2 separate regions of the Homo sapiens genome follow, and region 1 is linked to region 2. Evidence: chromatin contacts called from ENCODE Hi-C or POLR2A ChIA-PET data. All regions are on one chromosome and are shown on one strand. Each heading gives the region's core, a stretch centred on a gene start or an enhancer-like site at or near the end of the contact. The rest is flanking DNA. Distances are from core to core; before and after follow the strand shown. Region 1 has its middle 93 kb from the start of LINC01271. Region 2 has its middle 32 kb from the start of CEBPB-AS1.

Region 1 (5,269 bases), core at 2,390-4,889, 190 kb after region 2:
CGCCCCCACTGCATCCTCCAGACCCAGGTTCTCTTTCCCACCTCTTTTGTCCTGTTGTTCTCTTTTAATTGGAAGCCTCTCACAGGGGAGCCCACTTCACACTCCCGCACCCGGGAGGCTCAGGGAGGCTAGGAAAGCAAGTTTTCTGGCAATTCCTTTGAGAGATGTGATCTACTAAGGTAGGAAATTCCCTGAAGGGTGACCGCAGGGTGTGGGCCAGAAAGTAGGGCAAAGGTCAGCTCCTTCGGCAAAGACGGCTGGGCTTGTGGGAAGAATCCAAAAAGGTTTCTAGCAACACCTTCTCCATTTCTCCTCCACTGAGGGCAAGAGAACAGCAGAGAGAAGTAAATGACAAAAGTGTCATTCCCATTTGTGTCACCCTTGGGGTTCACCCAACTCTGCAGAGGCTAAGTTAGAGTGGGGACCTTGAGATCTGTCCTCGCTTCACCAACCTGAGGCCAGCAAGCCAACGCGGATGTCTCTATCTGATGGATGTGTGTCTCCTGGACCCCTGACCACATCCTTCAAGGAGACGTTTGTGAAGGATGTGTTTGCCTTGTCCACTGTTGCACTGAACAACACCAGCATCCGGACAAGCCCTGGCACACAGTAGGTGCTCAATAGATAAATCTCGAATGAATAAATGATGGCACTGGACTCTCTGCCTTGGAAGAAACCTTGGAGTCTAGAGTTACCATGGATTGACTCAACCAGTATTTCCTGAGCACCTACCATGCTCCAGGCCCTATTTTAGGTGCTGCGGATACTGCAGGAAAGAAAAGAAAGTCCCAGTCCCTGTCTTCAGAGTGAAGGAGATGGGCAATCCATTTTAAAACGCCAAAAATATTCATATAACACAGCACAACACAACATAACATCATATAATCTGATCTAATACAATACCAAGTAAAATGTTTTACAAGGAAATGTAAAACTGGATAAGTGATTTGGAGATGCTCATTTAGAAAAATAATTGAGGAAGGCCTCTCTGAGAAGGTGATGTTCAAGCAGAGATCTGCGGTAGGAAGGGAGTGAGCTGAGCAAATATGGGAGGGAAGTGTATTCTGGGCAGAGAGAGCAGCCGGCACAAAGGCCCTGAGGCAGGAATGAATGAGCTTGGCGTGTGCCCTTTGTGGTGAGGCGGTCAGTGAGGCAAGGGTTACACCAAGTTTCCCAACTTCAGCAAATCTACAGAACCCTTAACTGGCGGAAACAGGAGGTAGGGAGGGATGAGTTCTTCACTCTTAAGCTTCTCTGGGAAAACATGATGTCAGGGACAGACAGTAAATCTTGACTTGTCCCAGAAAACAATGGGCCCATGTAACCAGTGAAGTGTTAGCCTGAAAGTAACCGGCCAAAGGGCTGGGGTGTGGGTGGGTCATATGGAATTTGTTAACAGATCTGCATTAGAAAAAGAGCTTCCCAGTTGGGGGCAGCAGAAGCTTCTGGCTAACATCAAAAAGATGTTTATTGTGGTGATTCTGTGCAGACATGAAAAATGGAGATTCGCCACACAGAGATGTGGAAAGATGTCCCCAATACGTTAAGTGAAAAAATAGGCCACAGGATAGTATTATATATTGTACAATCCCTTTTGAAAATTCACTAGTCATTTATTCAGAAAATATTCATTATGGACCTAATGTGGTGTGGAAGACCCAGACGCGGTCTTGCCTGCCTCCTGGAACTGACCGCACAGTGGGGAAGGCAGATGACGATCAGATCAGTACACAAACATATCATCCAAACCTTTGATCAGCACTAAGGAAAGATACCTGGTGCTACCAGAATGTGCACACACATCAAGTGATGGAAAAAGCCTGCGAGGATGTGCTCCAAAATGTCAAAGTGGTAGTAAGGTTTCAGGAGATTCCACTTTCCTTTTTTGTTTGTTTTTTGGGATGGGGTCTTACTCTGTCACCCAGGCTGGAGTGCAGTGGCATGATCATGGCTCACTGCAGCCTCGACCTCCTGGGCTCAAGCCATCCTCCCACCTTAGCCTCCCGAGTAGCTGGGACCACAGGCGTGCACCAGCACACCCGGCTAACTTCTTTTTTTCTTTTTTTAATTTTGTAGAGATGAAGGTCTTGCTATGTTGACCAGGCTGATCTTGAACTCCTGGGATCAAGTAATCCTCCTGTTTCAGCCTCTCAAAGTGCTGGGATTACAGGCATGCGTTACCACACCTGGCTTGATTCCACTTTTCTTATGCTCCTCTTTCTTTTGATTGTCTGTAGGTTCTGATTTTTTAAAATAAATGTCATGATTTATAATCGAGTGAATAAAAAAAAAACTCAAAATGAATAGGAGCAGGAGAGCTGGAACTCACGGGTCTGCAGAGGACTTAGACCCAGGGAAGGAAGAATACACAAGAAACCAATCAACAGAGGCTGGAGTAGGAGGTATCCTCACTTCTCCCTGGATACCTTTTGAACCTTTTGAATATGTAAGTATTCAAATAATAGTAATAAGCAAAGGTATTTTAAAATGAAACTTTGAGTCAAGTTTTATTTTCGTGAAAAATGAAAAAACAGACAACAGTAGGATCTCAATTTAAATACGCGAGCTGAGCTGAATTCCCGTGCACATCTTAGAGTGGTTCTCTCTGGGTCACCTTTTTAGTTTTCTTCTTTGTACTTTTCTGTGTCTCCTATATTTAAAATAAGAAGAATAAAAAAAGACGAGAAAAAAAGACTACCGAATATAGACCATTTACCACGGGCAAGATCCCATTCTGGGTGCTTTACAAACATGCTTTTGCTTCATCCCCATGACCTTCTCATTCCTTACTTTCATTTGACAGATGAGGAAACTGAGGCTCAGAGCACAAAGTCACCGGCCAGGGTCACCCGGCCGGATTTGACCCGCGTTGATCAGATCCTAAAGTCTGTCTCTAAACTAGAAAGCTCAAGTACCCTTGGTATGTCCTTCAAGGAAACGACTTTGCTTTGAAAATCAGGGGGAAAAAATAAACAAACCAAACAAGAAATATGACATTTTTTTAAACCACTTATTTAAGCTCTGATGGGACCTGAGACCAGCCGAGCTTGGGGAGGGTTTCTCGGCAGGGCACTGTTTGTGTTGTGGGTGGGGCTGTCCTGCCTGGCAGTCCCCCATGGCACATCCCTGCCTGCTCGTCAGCCATGTTCCCCTGTCACTGTGACACTCAGATCCCCCATCTCTGCCAGCCTCCCCTCCTTGAAGACTGCTGGCCTAGACACTGCAGTGACACTGAATTCCTGCTGGGGCCTCGCTCCTGTTGTCCTGTGAGCCACTGTGGGTTGACACCCCCTGCAGACCTGAGAAGCAGGTGCCTCAATGGCTTTGTTTTACAAGGAGACTCAGAGAGGGCTGGGTGACTTGTCACACAGCCAAGACTTGGCCCCATGCAATACTGCCTACCCTCTGGGACCAAGTCTTTTGTGGTTGTGGGGTCGAAGCAGGGGAAGGGAAAGGCGAGTGGCCTGCAGCCCCAGGCTCAGAGGGAAGGCAGCCACAAAGCGCGGTCCACTCTCCAGCCAGCTGAGCTAGGCCGGGAGAAGTGAAGCTTTGCTGCCAGGCTGGGTAGGCCAGGCCGGGCGGCGGGCAGGCGGCCACTACAGTGGGGACCGGGAAGTCGAGCACTCCCTCTCGCCTGCCCGGCAGTGTCCCATGGCCGCCCGCCAGGCCCCGCCTGACGTCAGGGTCTGACCAGGGACATAATGTGCTGGCGTGGGGACAAGGGCTGACTGCAGAGAGACAGAGCCGCAAGGCGGGGCGGCCAGGGGAGGCGGGCAGGCAGAGGAGGAGAGAGAGAAAGGGAGAGAGAGAAACAGGCAGAGTGAGAGAGAGAGAGCGAGAGACAGGGGATGGGAAAGAGAAACACAAACAGATGGAGAGAGAAGGAAACAGAGGGAGGGAGAGAGACCGAGAAAGTGAAAAAGAGAAACAGACAGAAAAGAGACACAGAGAAGGAGAAAAACACAACTAGGAAGATGTTCAGGGAAAGCTGGAGAGACAGCAAGAGCCAGAGAGACAGCAAGAGCCAGAGAGAGGAAAGTGGAGGTGCTGGGGGGGAAATGACAGAGAGAGGAGGCCTAGCAGGGGCTGTGCGGTTAAGGGCAGGTGCTTGGGAGACCCCAGACCTGGGCTGGGGCTTTGACTCTGCCCCTGTGAGCTGTTGACTCACCTCTGAGAGCCTCCACTCCTTACCTGGTGCAATGGGAGTCTGAGTAACAGGGCTTCGCTCATCTGGGGAGGGGACAGAGCCCCTTTCCATGATGCGAGAGGGAGAACAGGAGTCAGATCTGTGTAAAGTACTTTGGCAGAGCCCTGCATGTAGTAAGTGCTCAATAAATTGGAGGTGAAAATTGAGAAAGAGTTGGGAAGTGGGAAATGGAATGCCAGAGTGTGAGTGGATGGGGGTCGCCCCCATGGACAGAAACTCTCGCTCCACAGCACTCCCTTCCCTGTAGCCTTGGAACAACCCCCTTCCTGTCCCTGCATGGCTTCAGCTTGAGGCCACCAGCACAGACCTTGGCCTGGCCTTGCCTGTCTTGGGGCCCAACCCCCTGCTTATGGGTTCAAGAAGGCCATGATCCCAAGGCCATCGCGTCACCAAAGCCAAGCAAGGCCAGACCCTGGTCACTTCTGGCTTTCCAGCCTCGTCACCCCTCAGCCGCTTAATTGTTAAATGGCCTGGCAGGGCTGAGGGACTGAGCCAGCCGCCTGTCTGGGTGGGGGCAGCCGTTCCCGCATGTCCTCCATTAGTGCAGGGGCACACACGCCAGAGGCCTCAGGTAGCACTTGCTGAGGTGAGGATGCAAAGATCCCTTTCTCTAGCTCCCACTATTCCCAGAAGCCTTCATCAGCCTCAGCCTCGGCCTCAAATTCTCACTGTGTGCCAGGCATGCTTCTGAGCGCTTCACAGGATTAATCTACTTAATCCTCCTGACAGCCCCAAGAGATGAAGTGCTAACATTATCTCATTTTACAGATGAAGACGCTGAGGCTCAGAGAGCTGGAGTCACTGGTCCAAGCCCACCTGCTAAGGAGTGGCAGGGCCAGGCAGCCACTTAACCACAGAGCAGCTACGATTCCCTGCACAACTTGAGCAGCAGCCTGTGCCGGGTGGCAACACAAGCGCCCGGATCATCTGACCAGGGAGCAGTCCTTGGCTGGGAGTGATTTTGCCCCCACAGGAGATATTAGGCTATATGTGGGGACATTTGGGGTTGTCACAACTGGAGAGAAGTTACTGGCATCTGATGGGTGGAGGCCAGGGATGCTG
Region 2 (4,914 bases), core at 2,358-4,857:
GTCTGGGTCCGAGTCCCCGCTCCATCCCTGACAGGCTGGGGGACCTAGGCAGTCATTTCCTCCTCCTAAGCATCAGTTTCCCCATTTGTAAAGTGGGGAAATAAGTTTAAGGGTGACATGGGGATCGGATGAGGTGCTGCCAGAGGGTTCTTAGCACAGGGCCGGGTACACAGGAAGCACTGGATGAACGTTAACCGGGCCATTGGATACAAGCTTTTAAGTAATTTAAAATAATTCCTTTAATGGCTCTCCTTATTTTTTTTATTTTTTTTTTAAGGGAAAGAGCTGAGGTCCAGGGAGGGGAAGGGACTTGCCCAAAGTCATTGGCCAGGTGGAGGGTCTGAGGTTTGAACCCTGTGGGCCCTGAGGCCCTCTATACCACCCACGATGGCTCAGGCCTGGATGGCCTGTTTGCGACTCAATCCTCATGGGTTGAGAAGATGCCCATAGCCTGGCCTGATAGCCCTCTGGCCTGACATCAGCTACAACCACCAGTTGGGGCAGTTGCAAAATCCCTCACCCTTTGCCTGTCGATAAAGGGTGCCCATTGCAAAACTCAGCGGAGAAATTATTAAGGGTTGTGTCATCCTGTGGCCAGGCCCTGGGTGCCTCTTTCCTGCCCGGAAGCCTGGGTAGGGCCGACTGCTCACTCTCTCCCTCCATGGCCCTGACCCGAGAGAGAATGGGGTGGGGGTCAGCAGGGAGCTTGCAGGGAATGCGGACGACAGACCCCAGCACTGGGGCCGTCATAGTCCCTGATTCTTAGGAAATGGCAGCTCCATCCTTCTGGGTGCTCAGGCCCAAACCTCGGGTTGTCCCTTCATTTCCTCTCTTGCCCTGCATTCGATAACTGGCCAGGAAATCCTGTCAGCGCCACCTTTAAAACATCCAGAACCTGCGTAGGTTTTCCCCTCCGCTTCCACAGCTGAATTCAAGGCCACCATTCTCTCTCCTGCAGTAGCCTCCTTGCTGCTTTCACTGCTGTCATCGTCACGCCCCACTTCCCCCGTGCAGCCAAAGGGATGCTGTTAGAACCCCACTCAGATCCCATCTTTCCTCTGTTTAGAACCTTCCTTGGCTCCAGCTGCAGAGCAAAACCTGAGGTCTTTCCCAGGATCACAGGGCCCTGTCTGATCTGGCCCCCATGGCCTTTCTGACCTCATCCTCCCTCCTTTCTTACTTGCTCACTCACTCCAGCCACACCGGGCCCCTTGCTATTCCTCCAACACACTGGGCATGACCTAACTAGGGCCTTTGCACTTGCTGTTCCTGCTGCCTGGAATGCAGTTCCTTCAGCTCTTTCCCCCAGCTGGATGTGCCACTTTATTCAGATCTCATCGCAATGTCACCTCCTCAGGGAAGCCTTCCCCGGCTACCTGCTGAACTGTCACCTCCACCATCACTCCAGCCCTTTCATCTTTCTTCCCTACTTGCCATCATGTTATACATCTGTTATTTGTTTGGTCAATGCCTGTCTATCTCTTTAGTATGTCACCTTCCACACTGCAGGGACTGCTGTCTGTGGTGATCACGATGCTTTCTGAGCACTCAGCACAGGGCCCCGCACACAGTAGGGGCTCCACAGAGATTTGTTCAATCAGTGAATGGGCGCGCAGGAGGGGTGGCTGTTGGCCCAGATGATGCTTCAGCAAACATCACAAGTGTCCTTTCTCTGGCTGATGGCTCGAGGCTGGTGCCCAGAACAGGCTGCTGTGGAGACGGCTTCCCTGACCACCCTGTCAAGTAGCTCCGACTGCCCAACCCACACCCATGCTCTCCAGTCCCCTCGCCCCACACTTCCCACAGTCTCAACTTGTTTTGCTTCTGTATTTTTCATGGGCCCCTCCTCCCCCGAGAATGGAGCTCTCTGAGAACAGGGTGTCCTCTGTTGGCCCCACTGTCATCCCCCTGAGTGTCCAGTGCAGGACCCGGCACCCCATGGGAAGTGTTTCATGGCAGGTTGATCAGGGTTTGCATCGGATGCCCCATCTGCCGGGCTAGTTCTGGCTGGGAGGGTGTTAGGAGGAGATGCTGTGCTCGGACCTGCGAAGTCACGGGGGAGATGGGGACCCACTTGGGCCTTAATTATAACACATCCCATAATGATATGGTGTTATAATACGCACACAAAGTGTCCTAATCTGATATTATATCTGGGTTTTGTACAATAGATACAATCGGCTGGCTGCAGTTTGCTAATTCATTCTCGACCTATCTCCACGCTCCACCTAGATGACTATCGGCTTCCTTAATTAAGTGGAAGGCAAGCTCTGCAGGCGATGCTTGCAGTCCCAGCACCGACGAGTCCGGCCTGGCCCTCCCATAAGCTGGGATAATAGCTACTCCCACATGGGGCGAGGCTGGTTCTGCCTTCTTCATCCCAACCTCCTGTCCCAGTCTTGGGCGTGACAGGCCTGCTCCAAGGCCTGGTAAGCCACAAACGCCAACCACCAAGGGCTCAAACCGGCGGCCTGTGGGCCGGGCCGGCCTCGAGATGTGTTGGGTTTGGCCTGCATGGTGCTTTTGCTGCAAGTTAAAATGAGTTGCCAACTATGAAAAATCAGAATGTCGTACACAAACATCCAGATTCCCGGCTTCTCTTGGGAAATGGGAAGATGCAGGGACTCGGGTTCATAGTCCTGGGTGCTGGGGCTGGGGAGTGGCTGTCCCCTCTAGACAGGACATGACCACAGTTGTCTCCTGCCAGTTTCACTTTTATGTCCCTGCCCGATCTTGTAGGCAGTTGAGTTTGCAATCCCTGCTCTGGGCTTTAACAATCAGTTACCCCTTGGCAAGATGGGACAGTGAGGCTCAGAAGAGGCAAGTGACAATGGTCATTGCACAGCGAGCTGGAACTCAGGTCACAATCATTCAACAGGTCTTTATTGAGCTCCCACTGTGTACTAAGCCCTGGAGACAAAGACCACAACAGATATAGTTCTTGCCTTCTGGGGGGTGACAGTCTGTTGTTCCACAGGCATACCATCCACCCTTATTGCTGGAGGCAATAGGATCTGTTAGAGACAGGTCCTTTATGATCCCTCAGAGTAGGTGGAAGCAGATTCCCCATAGCTTCTGGGCCCCATCCAGGCCAGAGAATGGACTCTGAAAGGTGCAAGGGGAGTGGAAGCAGCCATCTTGGAAGGAAGCTCTTGGCAAGTGTTCTTACTAGAGGGGGATGTCCCTAATCTCCTACCTGGGCTCCCAGAGAGCAGGAAGGATGAGCAAGGTGGGCTCAGAGGGGTCGCAGGTGGGGGTGGTGGGGGACAGGAGGGGAACAGAGAAGGCACAGTGGCATCAGCTAGACAGAGCATGGGGACTTTCCCATCCTGGTTGAACCAAGGGTGAATCAATTAGGTCCTTCTAAGACAAGAAGTGGAGGGCAAGATGCTGAAATACCCAAGCTGCCCACCTACTAGTCCAGGAGAAAGGGCTTTGCTCAGCCAGTCTGGGAGGAAGTGTTTGTCCTCTTGCCTCCCACTCCACTGCACCACCCCTGGCCCGGAGGAGAAAGTGCAGCCTGGAACCTCTGTCCCCAGTGCCTCAATGCTGGACCCAGCTTGGGCCATTGCAGACCAGCTGGCCTTCCAGGAGCCACATCTGAAGAGCATCAAGCAGCCCACATGCTCCGTGGCCAGCTCCCCACTGACGCGGGGGGATGAATAACAGTCCCAGCCATCATGTGCATTTGCTAAAAATAAACTGACATACTTTTTGCATTGGGAAACAATGTGGATTCCAAACATTCTCAAAGGGCAGAGAGGGGAAAAAAGGAAGAATGGAAATCAAGTTTTCGAGCTTAGCAATTAATTAGTGCCTGTAAACAAATGACTCATGATCTTTCCTGACTATTTTTCTTTCCATTTTGCGTGGATTTTCGCAGGGACTCAGGGAAGAATGCCAAATGAGCCAAGCTGATAGGCAAGACAGGACCCAGATGGGACTGTCTTGAGGGGGCGTTGTCCAGTTGGAGAGTGTGAGGAAGAGCATCAGGTGGAAGAACAACATGTGCGATGGCTATGAGGACTAAAAGATCTTGGCATGTCCAAGGAACACTGAGGAGGCCCATGTGGCTGGAGTAGAATGGGTGAAGGGGTGAGGTCAGATAGATCCACGGGACTTGGAACATACAGACCCTTAGTGGTGTATTAAGGCATTTATATTTGATCTAGAAGACAGTGGGAGCCATGAGAGGGTTTTAAACCAGGAAAGAACATCATCTGATTTATATAATGGTGTCATGTAAAAAACAGATGATCAGGCCAGACACAGTGGCTCACACTTGTAATCCCAGCATTTTGGGAAGCCGAGGTGGGTGGATCACCTGGGTCATGAGTTCAAGACCAGCCTGGCCAACATAGCGAAACCCTGTCTCTACTAAAAATACAAAAATTAGCTGGGCATGGTGGCAGGCACCTGTAATCCCAGCTACTCAGGAGGCTGAGGCAGGAGAATCACTTGCACCCCGGAGGTGGAGGTTGCAGTGAGTGGAGATCGTGCCATTGCACTCCAGCCTGGGCAACAGAACAAGATTCTGTCTCAAAAAAAAAAAAATCAGAAAAATATATTCTACATGTTCTCTGTTGTTTAGATGCTTCTGATACTTAGATTTCCTCAACAAATGATTATCTAATTGTTATGTTTCTTAGGGGTTTACACATGTAATGTTTGTTTCCTCTCCTTAGAACATCAGCCCTATGATAACAGGGACCTTGTCGGTCTTGTTTACTTCTGTGTCCTCAGTGCCTAGACCACTGCTTTGCACACAGTAGGAGCTCAGCAAGGGCTTTTCAAGAGAATGAACACTCTGTGCAATGTCAGAGGCCTCATTCCACCTTACAGGGCAGGGAGGTCTTCCAAGGCCAGTCTGGATGGTCCCCAGGAGAGGCAGGTTTTATTTAGTTCAAAATAAGA

What was found. Hi-C counts contacts between places; a loop is a spot of excess contacts on that map. ChIA-PET counts read pairs that join two places held with the same protein, here RNA polymerase II (POLR2A). Pooled maps may share reads with other maps.
Region 1: a pooled map shows a loop between it and region 2 (1.9-fold over the local background). The contact joins two enhancer-like sites. A Hi-C loop is called at or near these places in 2 of 50 pooled maps. POLR2A ChIA-PET finds 5 or more read pairs at or near these places in 3 of 52 experiments (MCF 10A, PC-3 and Panc1).

What each region holds. Positions count from the first base shown.
Region 1 is chr20:50,412,097-50,417,365 of GRCh38, forward strand. No RefSeq gene overlaps it. Among named protein-coding and RNA genes, the nearest start is that of LINC01271, 93 kb to the left of the region's middle. RefSeq lists a silencer at 1,036-1,330. Within about 2 kb of position 3,640, at least 32 of the 41 ENCODE cell types and tissues checked have a DNase peak (open chromatin) inside an H3K27ac peak, as active enhancers do.
Region 2 is chr20:50,221,129-50,226,042 of GRCh38, forward strand. No RefSeq gene overlaps it. Among named protein-coding and RNA genes, the nearest start is that of CEBPB-AS1, 32 kb to the left of the region's middle. RefSeq lists enhancers at 3,069-3,569, 3,570-4,070. Within about 2 kb of position 3,608, at least 21 of the 41 ENCODE cell types and tissues checked have a DNase peak (open chromatin) inside an H3K27ac peak, as active enhancers do.